Regions from separate parts of the Mus musculus genome. Here region 2 is linked to region 1. The links are chromatin loops, found by intact Hi-C in ENCODE. Cell type or tissue: heart. All regions are shown on one strand.

The links. Peaks named below come from ENCODE experiments on the same cell type or tissue, not always from the same donor. Only the 100,000 strongest peaks of a DNase experiment are listed, where the experiment ranks them.
Region 2: it touches region 1 in a loop (2.2-fold over the local background); 6 of 42 quality-filtered maps call a loop at or near these places.

Annotation. Positions count from the first base shown.
Region 1 is chr5:113,012,013-113,017,012 of GRCm38, reverse strand. Grk3 (G protein-coupled receptor kinase 3) reads left to right here and starts at 1,475. Exons shown (of 21, transcript NM_177078.4): 1 at 1,475-1,646. The coding sequence starts at 1,534. In heart, a CTCF peak has its summit at 2,383; DNase peaks (open chromatin) are centred at 1,182, 1,422 and 2,108; H3K4me3 peaks cover 2,043 bases; H3K27ac peaks cover 1,588 bases.
Region 2 is chr5:112,934,738-112,939,737 of GRCm38, reverse strand. It overlaps Grk3 (G protein-coupled receptor kinase 3), which reads left to right. Exons shown (of 21, transcript NM_177078.4): 13 at 1,922-2,029. Among named protein-coding and RNA genes, the nearest start is that of Myo18b, 41 kb to the right of the region's middle. In heart, no CTCF peak of the experiment used is centred here; no DNase peak of the experiment used is centred here; H3K27ac peaks cover 604 bases.

The DNA of each region.
Region 1 (5,000 bases):
ACCTACCACAACTTGGAAAAGGAACATGACAAGACAAAAAAAATCTTACTAGGTCAAAAAGGACCAAAATCAATCAATCAATCAATCAATCAATCAATCAAAAATGGGGAAGGTGGGAGGGTTATTTGTTATCTGATCATCTGAGGATCCCAGATGATTAAAAAAAACAACAACAACATTTTGGAAGAAACAATATTCAGACATGAAGGAGCAATGTGTTTTGGGGGGAACTTACCCCTCTCTCCTCACTGGGTAGACAAGGCATCTATGCTCCCATATTTGGGTGAAAAAGTGAATGGAACTGGCAAATTCAACTGAAGGCTTGGCTCTCCCTGTCTCTGCCCCATTATACAGTGGGCACTATAGCGGTGATGTGGGCTGTCTGTGGCAGACCCAACTCCTTCAGGATGTTCCCACCCCTTCCCACCTATACCTTTTCTAGTCCCTCTAAATACTGTGCCTTGGGGATTGAGAAACTTCTGGTAAAACTAGTCCTTTGGGAAACAGAATAGACAGAAAACAAAAGCAGGAGAACTAATCAAAAAACGTGACTGTAAACCCCCAACAGTTCACTCTAACCCTGGCCAATCCCGGGTTCACAGTGATGTATGGCAATTTGGATAAAGGCCCTGCAAGCTTATGATGTCTGCAGATTTCCTGATCCCTTAACAGGTACCACATGGATTTTGAATGTGGACCCCTGTGCCCAGCTGCAGAGAAATGAAATAGTGACCTAGGCAGGGTTGGGAATTCCCTACTGCCCAGAATCAAGTCTCAGCCCTTCCACTTCCCTGAAAACCCAGGAGGCTCTGCACTCTCATAGGGGCACTTCCTCTTGTGGTTCTTGAGTTGGTAGAGAGCCTGCAGAAGCTAGGATACCTTAACCCCCCCGCCCCCCAACTGGACACACACCCTGAGGCCTTTCACCTGAATGCAAGCCAGTTATGACCTTGAACCTAGAGTGCTTCCATCAACTGGGTCCCCTGGGACAGCGCTGCTCCAGGGCAGGACTCTCACCCCACTTCACCCTGCATGGCGGGAGCCAAGCAACTTTCTCTTCTATGCTGGTGTCTCTTGGCTTGGTTCTCAGAGGGAGGTCTAGGGTGGGGCTAATGGCTGGAGACACCCCCTGCTGTAGCTCTGACCTCTATTTGGCAATCATTCGAAAGAGCAGGTGGGACTACTCCAGGATACCTCTTGAAGCGTCCTCTCCAGGACAGTGTGCTATTGGAGACCTCCTGGAGTGTCCACTCAGTACTGGGCATCTGGACTGTGCTTAGAGAGCTAAGGGTGAGAAAGAGAGGAAAAGGAGGAGAGGAGAGAGAAGAGAGGAGGAGGGAGAGGGAGAGGAGGAGGGAGAGGAAGTCCCTGGTGCCTGAGAGGCTGGGTCAGGAGCGCGTGGCCGCGGACGGTTGGGGGCGCGCCGGGCTGGGGCGCGGAGCCGCGGAAGGGGCGGTGCGTCGGGGTCCGCGTCGGGGTCGCGCGTCGGGCGCGCCGTGGCCCCGTCGGGGCGGCGGGAGCTGCGGAGCCGCCATGGCGGACCTGGAGGCCGTGCTGGCCGACGTCAGCTACCTGATGGCCATGGAGAAGAGCAAGACGGCGCCGGCCGCGCGCGCCAGCAAGAAGGTCGTCCTGCCGGAGCCCAGGTACTGCTCTGGCCCTCTCCGCCCTATCCAGTCTCCTTCGGTTCTTTCCCTCCCTCTCAGGTCCCTTCCGGATCCCTCCTGGTCCTCTCCCTCACCTTCCCCCTCCCCCCCCTCCCCCGCCAGTTCCCTCCAGTCCCCTCTTGTCCCCTCTGGTCCTCTCCCTCCTTTTCTGGTCCGCCCGCCAGTCCCCTCCGTCCCGCTGTCCCAGGCTGGTTGCAGGGCTGTCTGTCTCTCAGCCCCCCTGCCCCTGTCCTCTGGCCCCTTGCAGTAGTAAGTAGACCTTGAGTTCTCAGTTCTGTCACCAGCGCCATTACCTGAGCCACTTTCCTCAACTTGGACCCCTGGCGGCCTGCCCTTTCTGGGAAGGATGACAGGAGAGCCACTTGAGCCTAGCCTGGTCTTGCAAGACTGGAGGTTCCCGCTGCACCGGCTCCGGCTGGCCGCTCGCTGCCAAGTTGCTCTTAATATCACGACTGATTTATTATTGATTTTTCTGAGGTGTGATGGCCTCTTAGAGCTGTACTTGTCCCGGGGAGTTCTAGGCGGTGTTCCAGAGTGGGGCTGTGTGTCACTTCTTAATTGACCCCACTGCCAGTTGCTTAGCTGGTGTGGCTTCCTTGAGTTGATGAAAAAATTGGCTCGGACTTTACAGCCACCCCTGAACCATGCAATTCTGTAAGGCTCTAAACCAAAGCTGCATCCCCTTTCAAATGGTCAAGCGTGACACGCCCATGTGGCGGCAGTGTTACCTACCTTCATGTGAGAGAAAATATACACATTTACTCGTCTAATTTTTTGAGGTCCTGGAGATGGGACCCAGGGCTTCACACACGCCAGGTAAACCGTCTGTCTCCTTAGCAGTATGCATAGCCCTCAGAGAACCTTTCAATACCGAACAATGGTCAGATTATTATTTTTTTTCCCGATCGTGTTTGTGAGCCCCGTGATCCAGGAAACATCAAATCCCCGTGCCGTGTTTGCTAGGAAGAGTCACACTGTACACACAGCTGCGCTGGCTGGGTATTTTTGGCTTGCCTTCCCTTGCAAGCCTTGGCCCTTCGCTGTTTTTTTTGGGGGGTGTGTTGCTCCTTGCGGAGTGGAGCAGGCACAAGGGGACACTTGGGTGGACTGGACAGTGCTTGCCTTCCTGGAGTTCAGCCTGTCTGAGACTCACTGAAAACAGGACTTGATTGAAATCTTCAGTAAGTGGGAGGGACCAGACCCAGGGCTCCCCAAGTCACAACCAAGCAAGCTTCAGTAGAAAACTTTCCCCATTGGGAAGGGGGACATGAAAAAGCTTCATTCCATTCTCTCTTCCCTTCCCTCTGCCCCCACCCTGTGAGGGGCAGGGAATCTTAACTATGTATGGTTTCTATATATAAAACCAACAAATCACAACTCATAGGGAGCTTTATGGGAGAGGGAGTATATAAGATGACTAAAATTAGGAATGTCTGTCCGCTCATCATCATTTTTTTTCTTGGTGTTTTTAACCTAGCTGGGCTGCTCTGTGCATGCTTGCTTGCTCTTGGCTGCACACCCTAGCGCCCAAGGCCCTCACTTCTCTGTACAATACCCCTCTGCTTTGACAAGGTCTTTGGTGATACTTTGTTTCAAAGGAGATGTGGTGTGGCTGAGCCTGTGAGTCCTGAGGTTGAGGAACGTCTAAGGGAGCATCAAGTTAGGGTGGGGTCCTTTGAGGACCGCTGTTCTGTAGCTGTTTTTTCAGGTAGACTCTTGAATTAGACCATCTGTCCCCCGCTCCAGGAGTCTAGTCTGTTGCCTGTTTGTCTCAGTGGCTTCAGCCCCCAAGCAATAACCAACAACTCAACCACAGACGATCCTGGTTCCTTGTAAGGACTTGGCTGTTGGAAGAGGGGATGGTGCATTTGAACTTGCCCCTTGGTCGTTCACTATTGATTTTTTTTTTTAATTTCTAACTAATTATCTGGTCACCCCCAGTCTTTTTTGTGCTTCCTTCTCTCGGTGACTTCGCCTCTTCCCAGTCTTCAACAGACGACCGTATCTCACTCATTACAACAAGACAGGTCTTCCGGTCCAGCCTCTCTTCCTGGAACATCAGGCACAAGGGAAGACTTAGCCTCCCGTGAGGAGGCAAGAAGCAAATGTTTTGTTACATTGACACATGATTCAATTAACAGGCCGGTGGGTGTAAATCCTCTGAAGGCGGTCAAATCACATCTCTTTAGTCCACCCAAACATTTGTTGAGCTGATGGAGCTGATAATGGGGCCCATTGAAGGTGGGGGCCATGACCCTTGCAGCCCCATTAGCCAGGGTGTTTATATACTGTGTCCTTTGTCTGCTGTGGGGATGAGAATGAACTGGCTTTGTAGACCGTGGTTCTGATGAAACTGGGTCTAACTCATGGGCGAAGGCCCAGGGAGTCCGTTTCTAAGTCCCGCCATGGCTAAGACAGCTCTTCGCACTGGGTCCATTTCTCTGATAACCTTTCTCGAACACAATGTTACTGAGTTGACTTGAAGTCACACATGGCTGAAGGGAGTTGGGTTGAAGGTCACGTGTTCCCCTGAGACCCATTCTGTTTAGTGGATGCTAACAGTGTTGGGCTTTCCACTGGGAGACAGCTCTTGTCAATCATTCAGGCCAATAACTGCGGGAGCAGAAAGAACACAGCTTGAGCCATGGGTTTGCCTAGGATGTGTAGAAATTAAAGGACAACTGTGGCCATCGGTCCACACTGCCCAGCTTGTCTGAGTCATGTCTTGTTTATGCTGGGACGTCTTGTTCATGAATGGAACAGTTGACCCACACGCTTCTGGCTTTTTCCTGTCCCTATCTGCCATCTTGCTGTAACAGTAACACTGAAATTACAGACAAATACTACCTTGTCCATTCTTCTGTGGGTTCCAGGGATCGGTCTCAGGGACTCACACCCTTGGTTTACTTCTTAAGCCATCTCCCCTGCCTGTTTATTGTTTCTGACCCTAAATTGGTAGCCATTCTGGACCCATTTCTCAGAAGCTGGTATGGGGAAGTACTGATGCACTGTATAGCTTATCCGGAGAGTCGTCTGATAGGAGAGACTTGGGGGGTGGACCTGGGCAGGCATCGTTTGCACTCTCTGGTTCTGTATTCGTGGAACACATTATGGTTGTGAAGTGCTTTCTCGTGACTTGTGAATCAGTTGTCCAGGCTTGGCAACGCTTAAGTGTCAAGGCTGTTCATGACTCCTGTGTGTCAGGCTACTCCTGTGACCGACCTGGAAAGGGTGTGGCCATCTGCCCTTTCACGCTGTGGTCACTGGAGAGAGCCTTCCTTGTTCAACCTTTAGGACTTCCCCCTGGCTTTGTTCTGTGCACACAACCAAACA
Region 2 (5,000 bases), 77 kb after region 1:
GCTTCAGGTCTGACATGTTGACAGTGGACACTGATCCTCTCAAATAGCATTCACAAAGACATTGGATTGAGGATACCAGGCTCCTGGTACTGGGCCACCACTTTATGCAGATAAAGGCACAGGGAGCATATCTTTAAAAATTTTTTTTCTTTTGAGGCATTTTGTGGCTGGGGCTGAATGAAGGCTTTGGAGCCACAGACCTGGGTTTGAGTTCTTTCCTCCTGTCATATCTATTCTCTCTTGCAACAAGGAGAAGATGGCAGTTTTGTGCCATCCTGTGACAGTTTCGGGCATGAGTCTGTGTACCTGCTGGACCTGGATCCTAGATCCTAGCCGGCTGCATTCAGTATGGTGCCTTCACAAGCCCCCATGCATTATGGGCATTACTAGCCATTGTTGACAGCGTGCAGATTGAGGTGCAGAGAAATAAAGTTGAGTCGTGGGCATACAATGGGGCTGAGTCATGGGAGCACAGTGGGGCTACAATTGTAATTCCTCTGTCCCGTGTAGATGCCGTGCTCCAGGTAGAGAAAACTCCCTGCCCCAGGCTCCGAAGCCCTCTGCCTTCAGAGATGCATCGGGTTAAGATGTGTGGCCTGGATCCCAGCCAGCCCCTCCGTTTTCTTTTGTTCAAAGCCACAGACATGAATCTTGAGCACTAGCTTTTGACCCCTGGGCTGCAGGCTCTCAGGTTATGGTCAGCGTGAATGTATCTTGGAGGAGCCCCTGGCAGATGGAAAGAAAAACTTCCGGAATTGAATGCATTGCCTGCGACTAGTTTGAGCATGTGCTTGCTTGATGGAGGAGTGCAGAGCTTACCTTGCTAAACTGTACCCCTGTGTTCTCAGTGGCCCATCAGCGAGCATCTGGCTGCCATGCAAGCCATTGAGAGAAACCCCAGTGGCAGTAGTTCTGGTTGACTCCAGAGAACACCTGCAGAGCCTACCCATCCATATCAGCCTGTTTGATTTCTGTGGAAGATGTCCCTCCACTCCCAAATTGGGGTTCAGTCATGGATACCACCCAAAAGTCACCTCGAAGGGCTTTCAGGCAAGGCTGAAACTCAACTCTCCCAGAAAATGTCTTAGAAGCCCTGGCAGAGGTCTCTTCTCTTCCCCGCACGGCTCTCTTGATTTTATGCTGGCGCCTTATAGAGAGCCAGGCTGGCTGTGATCTGTCAGCACCCATACCATGTGCTATACAGCTTCTCCCTTAGGCTCCAGTGATTGCCCGTGATCCTACTGGCCAGGGGTTTCAAAGGGGTGTGACTAAGCAAGTCAAGTAGCACTTACCACAGGGAACCTGGGATTTGAACCTGCCTTCTGTCCTGCATGGGGTCAGTTCACCTCCTGGGCCATGTGATGCTGAGCCCTGGCCACACCTGCATCCCCTCGGGGCTCATTCATCCTCTCATTGAAGACAGATCGTCTGCAGATAAGGGCTTTGTTCTCTAGGTCCCTCTGACAAACCTTGGGGCACAGTGTATGAGCCCTTGGGTCTTCATGGTTGGACACCCACCTAGCACCTAGCTGGCCAGATCAGTTGAATCGACCCTGGTGGTTGGTGGGGTGACATGCCTCAGCCATCACATCCCGTGAAGGCCAAATTGCTTTCCTGTCCCATGGGAACTCACTGTTGCCTCCTGCTGCAGGGTGCTCAGTACAGTGTGTGTGTGTGTGTGTGCATGTGTTTGTGTGTGTATGTGTGTGTATGTATCTCTGTGTGTGTATCTCTGTGTGTGTATGTGTCTGTATGTGTGTGTCTGTGTCTGTGTGTGTATGTGTGTGTGTGTGTGTGTGTGTGTGAGTGCACATGCCCTCTCCTTTGTGCTCTCTCTTTGTGTCACTGCCCTCTTGCAATGGGTCAGCCTCCTGATTTCTGAGTGAGTGTACTCCTGTGACCATCTCCTTTCCCTCCCCAGGGGCACCCATGGGTACATGGCTCCCGAGGTGTTGCAGAAGGGAACGTGCTATGACAGCAGCGCCGACTGGTTCTCCCTGGGCTGTATGCTCTTCAAGCTTCTGCGGGGGTGAGTGGAACGCAGACGTCCCGTCCTGGGGATACTTGGATTGAGTGTAGCTTCCTGGGTGGAGGTTAGCTCCGTGGTAGAGGACTTGCTTCATGAACCTGGCGCCCTGGGTTCCATCCTCAGGAACCCAAGTATTTCCACTGTCGGCAGTGTTCTGAGACTAGGCAAAAGTATTAATGCCATGGATGTCTGGAGAAGGGGGGATTGGTCTCCCCACCCCAACTCCATGTACAGATGACTCCTGAGCCTTGAGCATCTGGGGAGTTGTGGGCTGTGTGTGAAAGAGCCAAAGTAGCACTTCCTGAAAAGTCTGCATTTCTCCCTGAGCCTGCTGCAACTGTGTCTGATGCTGACCCTTCCTGCTAGGCTGTGTTCTAGGCTATGGGGAACGATGAGCTGGACCTTAGGGGAGTGCGCCCCAAGGCGTGTCCTCCTACTGGATGGCTGACAGCTTTGCTCATACTTGTGTGCCTTTCTAGAGGTTTCAGCTGGTTTTAACTGGGAGTGTGAGTCTAGAGGAGCCCAGGTGTGTCCTCCATTTTCACTAAAAGGTCAAAGAAAGGCTCTCGTCCCCACTTGCTATCCAGATTCCCCTCTTATCAGTTGCCTACAAGCCTGCTCCCACAGCTCTCTGTGGGCTCACTGTGCCCCTGGGAAAACTCACTGAGTGTACCGTGGTCACTCTATGTCGTATTTGGTGAGTTTGAAGAGCTGTTGAACTCCAACAGCCCTCCCAACTTGGCTCCAAGTACGACTCAGTACATCCTGGGTGCTTCTGTAATCCAATTCTGCTGTGCCCGTTGTATAACCCGAGAATCTAAAATTATATTACCACTGAGAAAGTCGGGTCTGTTATTCCATAATTGTGTTACCAGTACCATGTTGGTGGAGCCCAGGCGCCCTTAATTTCCTCGGCCAGACTAGCTGACCTGATTAGCATTTATGCTAGCCATAGGAAGTCATTTCCCAGGGAGGACCCCTTTCTCTCCACCCCACCCCCACTGCAGTCACCGCAGATTCAGGGAGACACCCAGGAGCCCCTCCGGTTCCCTCTGGAGATGCAGAGTCTGAGCTTCGAGAGTCCAAGTTGACTCACAGGATACAAGATATGAGAGTCCCCAATAAAGTGCCCCAGGGAACCAGTGCAAACCTGGCAAGGCTACGATTTGCTTCTTCGTTGCCCTCCCTAGCTGTTTATAAAAACAGCCCATGCTTGTAGCCTGGAGAGGGTCCGAGATCACATGACTTTGTGTCTGAAGAGTCAGCTCTTCTAATTATCACCTCCGTCCTGTGCAGCTGTGATTTGTGCATCTCAGGGTGAGTTTTACAGAGCCGAAGTTTGAGCTGAGTCTGTCTCAATGAGAAGATAAAAGTCCTTGACAGAGTCCTCCTCTCCTGTGGTGGGAGGTTTTTTTGTCACAGACCCAAAGGCCTCTGAGGATGGTCCTAGGGACAATTGTGGAGAGATGTGGGAGAGCTGAAAGCCAGAGAGAGTGGGCACAGCTCGAGTGACCAAAATGCCAGACTGCAGACCTTAAAAAGAGCATCTCACGGAAGGCTGGTTCAGGCAGGAAAAACACTGGCCTGGCGAGGTGGCTCAGCAGGTAAAGGTACCTGTCACCAAGCCTGAGGACCTGAGTTCAATCCCTGGGATTCACATGGTGAAGGAGATGAACCCACTCATGAAAGTTATCCTCTGACTTCCATAGCCCCCCCCCGTGCACAGGTGCATATGTACACGTACACACACACACATGCATGTGTGCACATGCACACATGCATACTTGCATACACACACATACACCAATGCACACATGCATGTGTGCACATACACACACTCATACCTGCGCACACACACTTCCAACACACATGCATGTGTGTGCATACACACATGCATCCTTGCACACGCACACACGCACACACGCACACACACACACACGTGGGGAGAATGAGTGTAAACAAGGATAAGACTGAAGACATCATCGAAGAATCTTTTATGTGTGCAAGCCTCTAGCTGCCCAAGGACTGTTGGACTTTTTCCATAGCCAGTTCCAGGTCATTGTCTCCAGATCATTTCCTGAGTCCGGAGGAAGAATCTCTGGCATGTCTGGAAAATGGGCTTTGATGCATCCTCCCCACCCAGCTTCTCTCTCCTCTGCTTACCCAAAAGCCCTTCCAGGCAGTGGTATAGCACCACAAGCAAAGAACAGTAAATGAGTTCCGACTCCGATGATTTAAGCTTGATATGCATTTATTGAGTACTTAGGGCACACGAGGGGCTTTGCTCGATGCAGAGGAGAGGAGGACAAGGGAGAGGGTGGGCTCCCCTGAGTCCTGGGAGCTCGGAAGCTCAGAAATGGGAGACCCATTCTGACCAAGTGGAGTGACTGTGGGAGATGGTTCTCTCAAGCTGGAGAAGATGTTTCAGGGACAGGTGCAGCTCACCATTGGGATCCAGCGAGTGGTAATTGCTGTCTCAGATAGGGAGTGTTAGAGGAAGCAAGGAAGACCCCAGAGAGCATTTGTGTATGCTATGGAGCATGGTGGCCTTGTTTCCTGGTGGTGGGTACTGAGAGTTTTTAAAGGGATGACAGAGCCACGCGATCTGCAGAAAGATGATCCTGGAAGTCCCATGTGATGGTTTATATATGCTTGGCCCAGGGAGTGATACTATTAGGAGGTGTGACCTTGTTGGAGTAGGTATGGCCTTGTTTGAGTAGGTGTGTCACTGTGGGTGTGGGCTTAAGACCCTCAGACCCTCATTCTAGCTGGCTGGAAGTGAGTATTTTGCTAGCAACTTCAGATGGAGGTGTAGAACTCTGAGCTCCTCCTGTACCATGCCTGCCTGGATGCTGCCATGCTCCCACCTTGATGATAATGGACTGAACCTCTGATCATGTAAGCCAGCCCCAATTAAATATTGTCCCTTATAAGACTTGCCTTGGTCATGGTGTCTGTCCACAGCATTAAA